2 separate regions of the Homo sapiens genome follow, and region 1 is linked to region 2. Evidence: chromatin loops called from intact Hi-C (ENCODE). Cell type or tissue: CD4-positive, alpha-beta T cell. All regions are shown on one strand. Links, peaks and the distances in the headings refer to the core of each region. The heading gives the core; the rest is flanking DNA.

What was found. Hi-C counts contacts between places; a loop is a spot of excess contacts. Peaks named below come from ENCODE experiments on the same cell type or tissue, not always from the same donor. Only the 100,000 strongest peaks of a DNase experiment are listed, where the experiment ranks them.
Region 1: it touches region 2 in a loop (21-fold over the local background); 59 of 110 quality-filtered maps call a loop at or near these places.

The regions. Positions count from the first base shown.
Region 1 is chr2:237,025,663-237,030,047 of GRCh38, reverse strand. All of the region lies in intron 1 of COPS8-DT (COPS8 divergent transcript), which reads left to right. Among named protein-coding and RNA genes, the nearest start is that of COPS8-DT, 58 kb to the left of the region's middle. In CD4-positive, alpha-beta T cell, for the core only: CTCF peaks have their summits at 2,215 and 2,415 (motif pointing right); a DNase peak (open chromatin) is centred at 2,437.
Region 2 is chr2:236,351,022-236,355,406 of GRCh38, reverse strand. All of the region lies in intron 15 of DRC11 (dynein regulatory complex subunit 11), which reads left to right. It overlaps LOC105373945 (a long non-coding RNA gene), which reads right to left. Exons shown (of 5, transcript XR_007088138.1): 3 at 142-906; 4 at 1-40. Among named protein-coding and RNA genes, the nearest start is that of IQCA1-AS1, 38 kb to the left of the region's middle. RefSeq lists enhancers at 2,726-3,225, 3,226-3,727. In CD4-positive, alpha-beta T cell, for the core only: CTCF peaks have their summits at 1,963 and 2,166 (motif pointing left); a DNase peak (open chromatin) is centred at 2,156; H3K27me3 peaks cover 518 bases.

The DNA of each region.
Region 1 (4,385 bases), core at 269-4,268, 670 kb before region 2:
TCAGGGCCTCCTGTTCTCCCAGCCTTTCCTGTTCCCTCCTCCCTCCCAGCACATCCCAGCGCCCCTGCCTCCATTAACCCCAGGCCCTGCCTATATAAGAAATACCTGTTTAAAAAACAGCTTTATTGAGCTGTTTTTAAAATTAATATACAAACCTGCACTTATTTAATGTACACAGTTCGAGGAGTTTGATATGTTCATATCCATTGAGACCATCACCACAATCAAGATAATAAATGTACCTATTGCCTCCACAAATTTCTTTGTGTCTCCCCATTTTTTACTGTGTTAAGAGCACTAAGCATGTGATCTATTCTCTTAACACATTTTTAAGTGCACAAAGGAGATATAACCTTAAACCAGGGGCTTACATCTTGGCTCGGGTCCCGTAGGATGGAATTACCTTATGCCAAAGTCTACTGTAAAACTTTACCATGAGAAGCGGACACAGTTGGCTTTCAGAAGAAGAGCTTTAGCAAGCTTTCAGAGCATTGGGGTGCTTCACATTGGGGTGCAAGGACTCATTAGACCATGCACCACTGTGTCATTTTAACAGGCCTTTGTAAAATAACTTTTGCTCTGAGTTTTGAAGCAGCAAATGACTTTTAATCACATTGGAGAATTACGAAACAATCAAAATTGGTGCCTGAGCCATTTAAGCATCCATTGGCACAAGTGGTATTTACTAAGCATCTCTGGGCTGCCAGGCAGTGGGAAGTGCAAGGGACAAGGTGTTGTTCCTATGCTGTCGAGGGACTCACATTTTCCTAGGGGAGAGACCCAGGTAGACAAGGAAGCAAGGCTTTAACCGGAGTGTCAACAAAATGCCATGAGGGCCCAGAGGATGGGTGAGCGCTGGAGCTTGGCTTGGACAGGGAGGAGGGTTTACTTCAGGGAAAGGAGTGGGGTGGGGTGAAGTGGGGGTGAGACCGATGTTACAAGGCGTCGCCATGGCCTTCCTTCAAAGGCTGCAGAAACGGGCGTAGAACTCTGTGATATACAGCTGAAATTTGCCACGTATCTGCTTTGTCCTTGAGTCTGTTCAGAAGATCAGGGTTTCGGCCAGGCACGGCGGCTCACGCCTATAATCCCAGCAGTTTGGGATGCAGAAGTGGGCAGATCACTTGAGGCCAGGAGTTCAAGACCAGCCTGGCCAACACAGTGAAACCCCATCTCTACCAAAAATACACAAATTAGCCAGATGTGGTGGTGCACACCTATAATCCCAGCTACTCAAGAGGCTAAGGCAGGAAAATCACTTGAACCCAGGAGGCAGGAGTTGCAGTGAGCCAAGATCATGTGACTGCACTCCATCCTGGGCAACAGAGTGAGACTCCATCTCAAAAAAAAAAAAAAAAGAGCCAGGTTCTTAAGGGCTTCTTAGTCTGAGGTACAGGGAATACTGACTGTCATAAAACTCCACAAATTATATGTAGAAGTTTTCATGCATGTACATTTTCCTGGAGATTCCATACTTCAGTTTTTAAGGAGTGTGTGTCCCTAAAAGCACATAACTATTGTATCTGTGCAAGGCTGCTCCCCTCTGCCTGGGAAGCCATCTGTGGTGGTGCTGGTTGTCCCTGGACTGCTACCCAGAGACCCGGGCCTTGTTTGACCTTGGGAATGTTAAATCCCCATGCACCATTTTGTCCAAACAGCTCCCATTCTAGGCACCTAGAAAATATTGGTTGAAATGAACTGAATGCTTATCTAAGTTGTATTTTCATTTCTTCAACATACCCTGTATGACCAGTAAGAGCATCTTTACCCAACTCAATAACTGCCCCACTGGCATAAACGAGAAGGCGGGAGGCCTCCATGTGAAACCAGCAGGAAGTCTCCATGTTCCTGGTTGAGGTGCACCTCCCAACTCAACTAGAAAATGAACTTTTCTGGTAATCTTTGGGGAGTGACTAGTTCCCTCACACCTCACCAATAATGGAAAGCTGGAAAAGACTCATTGGAATAGACGCTTCCAAAAGACATCAGCAGAGTTTCTGAAAAGGCAGTAAAAGGGAAAGAAACAAAGAAATGAACATTGTTGATTACAAGGAAATTATTCTTGACATTTCACATAGCATAAAAAAAGAGGACCGTGCACAATAAATTAAACAATCTTCAGGCTCCCATTGCAAAGGGTCACTTTCAAATAACTTTCATTCCAGCTGTGTGTCTTTGGGCGAGTTCGTTAAATCTTCTTTTGGCCTCAACTTTCCCATCTTTGAGAGGTCAAGTCTCACATGGCTATGGTGAAAATCAAATGAGGTGAAGGATGTTGAAAGGACTTAGTAAAAGATCCAGTCTACACAAATCGGAGCTTCCATGGCCGTCATTAATACTGACCATCTTTGATAACTTTGCTGCAACCTATCTTGAAATCACTTGAGATGATAGTACTGCCTTCATGTCACCCACCGGCCACCAGGTGGACTCAGCTGCCCTGGCTTGGTGGCTGCATATCCAATTTCTCACTGCTTCCTAAGTGTCCTCCCGTCTCTAAGCCGCACCTTCAGAAGGGGAGAATGACTTTCCTGTAGAGGAAGACTGTTCCTCAGTCAGGTGGTCAGATGCAGTCCCCTTACCCTGTAACCTCTCTCCTCCCCTGTGTTTCAGGGCTCACTCATGGAGCTCATGGAAGTGGGCAGATGGCAGGTAGGGTAGAGGTTGGGGGTCGGGAGCTTTCCTCCTTCCCTAGGGCTCTGGCACAACTTCTCCTGTTCACCCCTTTCATGGAAGAGACATTTCCCCTGAAGTTCTACCCTTGAGTCTCCTGTCTCTTAACTCATGGTCTCCTGGGCAGTCTCATCTACTCTGTGACTCCGGCTCTTGCCCCCTAGGCCACTCTAAATGCCACCTCCTAATGTGCCCAGGGCTCCGAGGGAGTGCACGGTGCACAGCGGCCTCTCAGCAAATACCCCTGAAATGAATGCACCCTGGGCTTCCCATGCCTCCTTCTTGTCCCTGGACACACTGCACTCCCCCATGAGCTCCCTCAGATCCTTCCTCCCTTCCTTGCCCTCCCCAACTCCATGTTTCCCACCAGGGTTAACTCTGTCCTTGCCAAGCCCGATCCTGTGGGCCGTCACTCCATCCTCTTTCATGTTCCTCCCTTCAGTTTCTTTTTCCTCTGGTGACTTCTCGGCACCGATACTCTGCTCATCCATTCCTGGGCCCCCTGCTCTCGGGCCGCTCGGCACTTCTGGTAGACACAGCCCACCTGGTCTCCATTCCCAATGAGGCCATCTGCGGCTGCTCAGTATCTCCCATACCCTGTTCATCTCTCTCCTCCAAATGACCTGGCCTCCTGGCCTCCTTCTTAGTAAGTTAATGAAATTTCTCTCGCCACTCTTCCCTTCTTCCTTTGGGAACAGAGCGTGCATCTCCTTCTTCACTCAGGTGAGTCCCTCTGTCTGGCTCTGAATTCCATCCAATAGATCCAGGCTCTGGGGCTCCCAGTCATCCCCTCCTCCCGGTGTCTGTTGCTTCTTCTGTCACTGCCTCCTTCCCTTCAGCCTGTCCACCTGCTCTGTGGTTTCAGGTATTTGCACACACACCACAGCCAAAGGCACACACCTTTCTGGGACCCGGTTTAGTGTCAGGAAACCACCTTATCTCTTTGTGCTGCTTTCCATTGATTCAATGCATGTAAAGTGTTTAGAATAGATGATGGATATTAGTGAGCGACCATCATCATCATTGTAATTTTTGTAGCAAACATTCTTAAATGTTTGTCCAAGTTCACCACCTCCATTTCCTCCTCCTCCAAAAGCCCCTGAAATCTCAGAAGCCACAGCCTAGCTTTGATTCTGCCACACCCTGAAGGTATTCTGACTAAGATAATCACTGGCATCCCAGTCACCAAATCTAAAGGAGGATTTTGGCCCTCGTCATACTCTACCTCCCCATCAGCTTCAGATCCAGCTGGAGCCTCTCTCTTTTTTCCCTGAAATGCTCTCCACCTTCCTCAGATTGGGCAGCCCGTACCCACAGCTGACCCCACCCCCAAGCACAGCTGAGGCTCCTCCTCATCTCTCTGACCTTGAAAGTCAAGGTAATCCTTGGTCATCGTTGGAGTCATCAGGGCTCAGTCCTCTGAGCCCCTCTCTTTTCTGTCCTCACTCACCCCTACGGGACCTCATGCTGTTTCCTGGCTTTAGATATCATCTATATCCTGACCACTGGCAAATATACTCGCTGGCCCTGGCCTTCCCCTTGAATTCCAGACTGGTGCACCTGAGCTTCTCCTTGACATCTGCTGCTCTCGGACATTCAGTGGGCATCTGAAGCTCACCATGTTTGAATCAGACTTCTGATGTTTCCACCAAACCTGTTCTTCACATCTGTCTCCAATTTCAGTGAATTCTTCCAATTGCTTAAGTTTGGAG
Region 2 (4,385 bases), core at 244-4,243:
CTTTTTTACATAGACTATTTTTCAGAGCAGTTTTCGGTTCCTGGCAAAAGGGAGGAGAAAGTGCAGAGAGCGCCCACATAGCCTGCTCCCACATAGGCAGGGCCTCCCCACTCTCCCCGCCCCACAGTGGGCCACACTGACCATGTGCTACAGTGAGGAACACAGACAGACACCTCACTAGCGCCCAGAGTCCATCAAAACCCACTGTGGGTGGGGATGCCGGCGTCTGTACGGCCAACGAGGCCTCTGCCATTGTTTCCCCTGCCTGGAACATCGGTGTCAGTCCTGGGAGGCCACGTCAAACCAGACACCCGGGAGGGGCCCAGGGTGGGGAGGGAGCCTAGACCCCGACACATAGGAAACTTCTCGGAATTCAGACACATGCACCTGCAAAGAAAGAAGGAGAAAAAAGAACACAAAAGAAAGGCCCCTAGACCAGGGTGGGCCATGTAGCCGGGTCCAGCTGTGTCAGAGGCTGCCGTGGGAAGGGGACTCCCAGGAGGAAGGCAACAAGAGAGCCAGGCTTCTCCAGGACCCGGGATACATGTCCCACTCCACCTGTCCAGTGACGACAGGGAGCACCCCACACAGGGAGGGCATCAGGCTGTGGAGGCCCCGGGCACTGTGTGTCAGTCAGGTGTGGAAACACACTCTGCAGGCTGTCAATCACCAAAAACACAGAGTGGCATCCGCAGGTGTTGTGTATCAGGCAGTGGGGACAAGGCGGGACCAGGGTTTGATGCCACGAGCATTCAAAATGTTTAGGCAACCCAGAAACACTCGGGGTGGGGGCGATGGAGGTACCTTGGGAAGTTGAGAATGGCTTTGCACACAGGCTTCTCCAAGCTGGCTAGAGTCCATTCCACCTGGCGAGAATTCATTGGCCATAGTGTGGTGGGCAGTGGGCTGGGGAGGAGACGGGGCTTCAAGAGTTAAGTTCAGGTGGTTTGTAAGCCTGACGCCCCCCACCATCCAACACCTTCCCATTGAACACAGTCTGGATAAGCACTAATTGCATCAACATGTTCCTGTTACTAGCACCAACCTGCCCCCCACACACACACATGCACACTAATACACTCACACACATGCACACACATGCACACATGTACACACTAACATAAACTCATACACACACACGCACACATGTGCACACTAACATACCTCATACTAACATACGCACATGCACACACATACATTGACACACACACACATTGACCACAGACATACACGCATGTCCCCTCCTAGTTACTGTGCCCAGTCTTTCCTGTGAGCCCCTGCATCCCAGCTCCTCTCTAGTTCTTTGCTTTGCCTCAGTTTACCAGCCCAGCCAGGCTTCTCATTCTAGTATACCTCTGCCCTTCTTTTGATGATCATCTATGGTTTATATCCAGCTAATTGCAGTGAGGACTTGAAGTAACCTCCGCAAGTACATAAAAGGTATTACAAGGAAATAGAAACTTAAAATGTAATTTTTAAATAGTGGAAATGCAGGCCAAAATGTCATATGAAGTATTTAAACAGAATCCAAGTGACCACAGTATGGGAAAGTGAGCCCCCTCCCCCTGCAAATAAGCCTTACGCCCCTGCACCCTCCCTAACCCCTAACCCCGCAGCACCTCACTCAGCGACACCCATTCAGACACAGGCAGCTGCACCCTCCACAGGCAGGGACCGTGTCTCCCAACTCCCAGACACCCCTGCTTCCCACCACAGAGCTCTCAGATGCTCCGTAAATATGTGTGGGATGAATGAATGAATGAATGAGTTTCAGCCGAGACACATCAGCTGAAAAAAATAGTAGCTGTTTTTTTTCCTGCAGTTCTCCTTGGCAAGCAAAATAGGATCCTTTCAGAGAGAACCTCCAAAACGTCCAGGGGTCATCTGGGCAGAGCATCTTCATAACCCATGCATGCCGAAACACAAACAGGTTTTAATTGAGCCATTATCCCCTGAGAATCTAATTCTGATGGTGAATGTTTGACAGTGTTTCTTTGGAAAATACAAAAGATCAAGCCCATAAAATGCATGTGGATAGAGACGTCTTTAGTTGTTTGCTAGAACTTCCTAGAATTTGAAAAGGCACACGGTGGAAATTTGTCTTTATTTCATAATTGACACACAACAAAAACCCTCTAGTGATATTTGATAGTAGCGAAGAGCCCTCTACTGGCAGGTGACGTGAACTACCCGACAGAACTCTGGAAAGTTCAATTACGAATTAATTAATGTAATTGTCCGTGACCTCAAACTATCTGTGGGTAATTTAAATGAAGCCTTTTCATAGCTAAATGAAAATTAGAAAAGCAAAGGATACCATTTTTCATTAGCAAATTGGCAGAGAGTTTTTTACTATTAATACTTGTCGAGGAGAAGAGTGTAGAGAGCCAGAGCCCTCATTTATTCCTGGGGAGAGTGTAAACAGATGGAACCCCTGGGGGGGCAGTGTGACAGTACGCATAAAAACGACACGCACAGAATGTCCAGGCCCCTCCACCTGGAAGCCTCTCCTGGCAGTCATTCTAAGGAAATTCTCAGCCAGGTGCCCTAAATAAGTACTATTTGGGGTAGTAAAAGATGGAAACCATCTATACATTCAAAACCAGGGGATTAATTAGAACCGTAATGCTGGTGCTTCCTGTTAAAATGATAACGGAGAAATAACTTTCATATGACATGAACAAGGCAGCCCGTAAAGCAGTATGTGTTGAACAAGATCCCATTTTCGTAAAGGATCTGTAAGGACAGGAAGTGTTCAACGGTTGATTCTAGGTGGAGGGAGAAGAGGTGTTGTTTATGCCATTCAGTATATTCTGAGATTTTTACTAAAGAACACTGCTTTTCCACAAACTCTAAGGGCAGATTTTATTCCCAGCAGATGCGCCTGCCAACATTTCTTGTCTGGCCTGCACACTTCCTGCAGCAGCAGCCACCCTATCCCCCAGTGTCTGTGGTGCAAGGAAGATGAGCCCTTCTCCTCCCAGCCCATCCTCCTGCCTTCTGTCCCTAGCCCACGCTATCCCCAGACATTTCCTGGGCACTGACTACCCCATGCGCCACGTCCTCCCCAGGCTTACTGTCTGCCCGTCTTTGTGAAGGAGCTCTCCCTGTCACCTGGCTCTGTTCCCTCCACTCCCCGCCAAGGCCACCAGTGACCTCCTCATTACCAAACTCTCTGGCCAGCACAGGCCACCGCTGGCCGCCCCCCTCCTGCTCATTGGCCCCCTGGCTTCGAGGCTAGCTATCGCTCCAGACCCATCCCTTCTATCCACGGCTGCTGCCCCTTGGCAGCCCGGACCTCCTCCTCTATCATCGTCTTCCCTGTGTGGCCCCGGGCTCTCTGTCACCCTCTCCCGGCCTCATCTACTGTCCCCCTTTACTCGAGAATTCCTTCCATCCATTCTTGAGGCGTCCACTGCCATTGCTGTGGCCTCGGAGGCCCTTTCTGCCCTTGCCTCTCTCCTCTTCTCTGGCCCCAGCAGCCCTCCCTGCCTGCCCTGCTGCCCAGGGGCTCATGGCAGCTGGCACTGACCCCCTCATTACCATCCACTGGGCATCTAGCATCGAGACCCCTCCTGCAACCCACAACCCACTGTCATTGAGGCTGGCCAGTCCTGCCCTCCCCATCCTGCCCTGCCTATCCCCCGCTGCGGGCTCTCATCTTCTCCCCACAGCAGCCCCGCAGCACCTCCCTGCCTGGGCCTTGTCCTCACTGTGCCCACCGCCCACACCTGCCTGCTCCCCAAGGCCAGCACAGCTCCCACCACATCCTCCTCTACACACTCCCAAGAGGGATTTTTCTGTAACATAAAAAGGATCAAAATTCTTGATTAAAGTCCTTTCCAGGACTTCCACAGCCTCCAGGATACAAGCAACCTCTGTAGCATGGCCGTGCACTTTTCTGACCCCTTCCAGAAGTGCCAGGTGCTCCCCATGTGCCCCAGGTGAGGATACCTCACCCTGTGCCCTGGCTCCTGGCCCAGGAAGGGTGCTTCCCCCTCTCCAGACCATCTGATCTTCTGGAGATCTCGGAAGACCTGTCTGCTTTAACCACTGTCTGCGGTCTCCGTTCCTGGTTCCCCCCACCCGCCCACTTCTCCCACTTTCTGTCATTGGTGCCCCTCACTGACACCCTGATTTCCTTGGAGCACCCTCAACCTCAGGTCTGCTCTCCCTTACCACAGGTGGGCTCCTGGAGGTCAGGGACCCTGCATTATTACTCTTTGTGACCCTGGCACCTAGCACAGTGCCTGGCATACCAAGCTCTTCTGTAAATGTCTTATAAAGGAAGAAATGAAAGAACAGCCTTCATTCTACGTTCAGGGCCAAACATAGCAAAACCTGCCTTTCTTCCCCATGGCAGTCCTTCACACGTTTGAAAACAG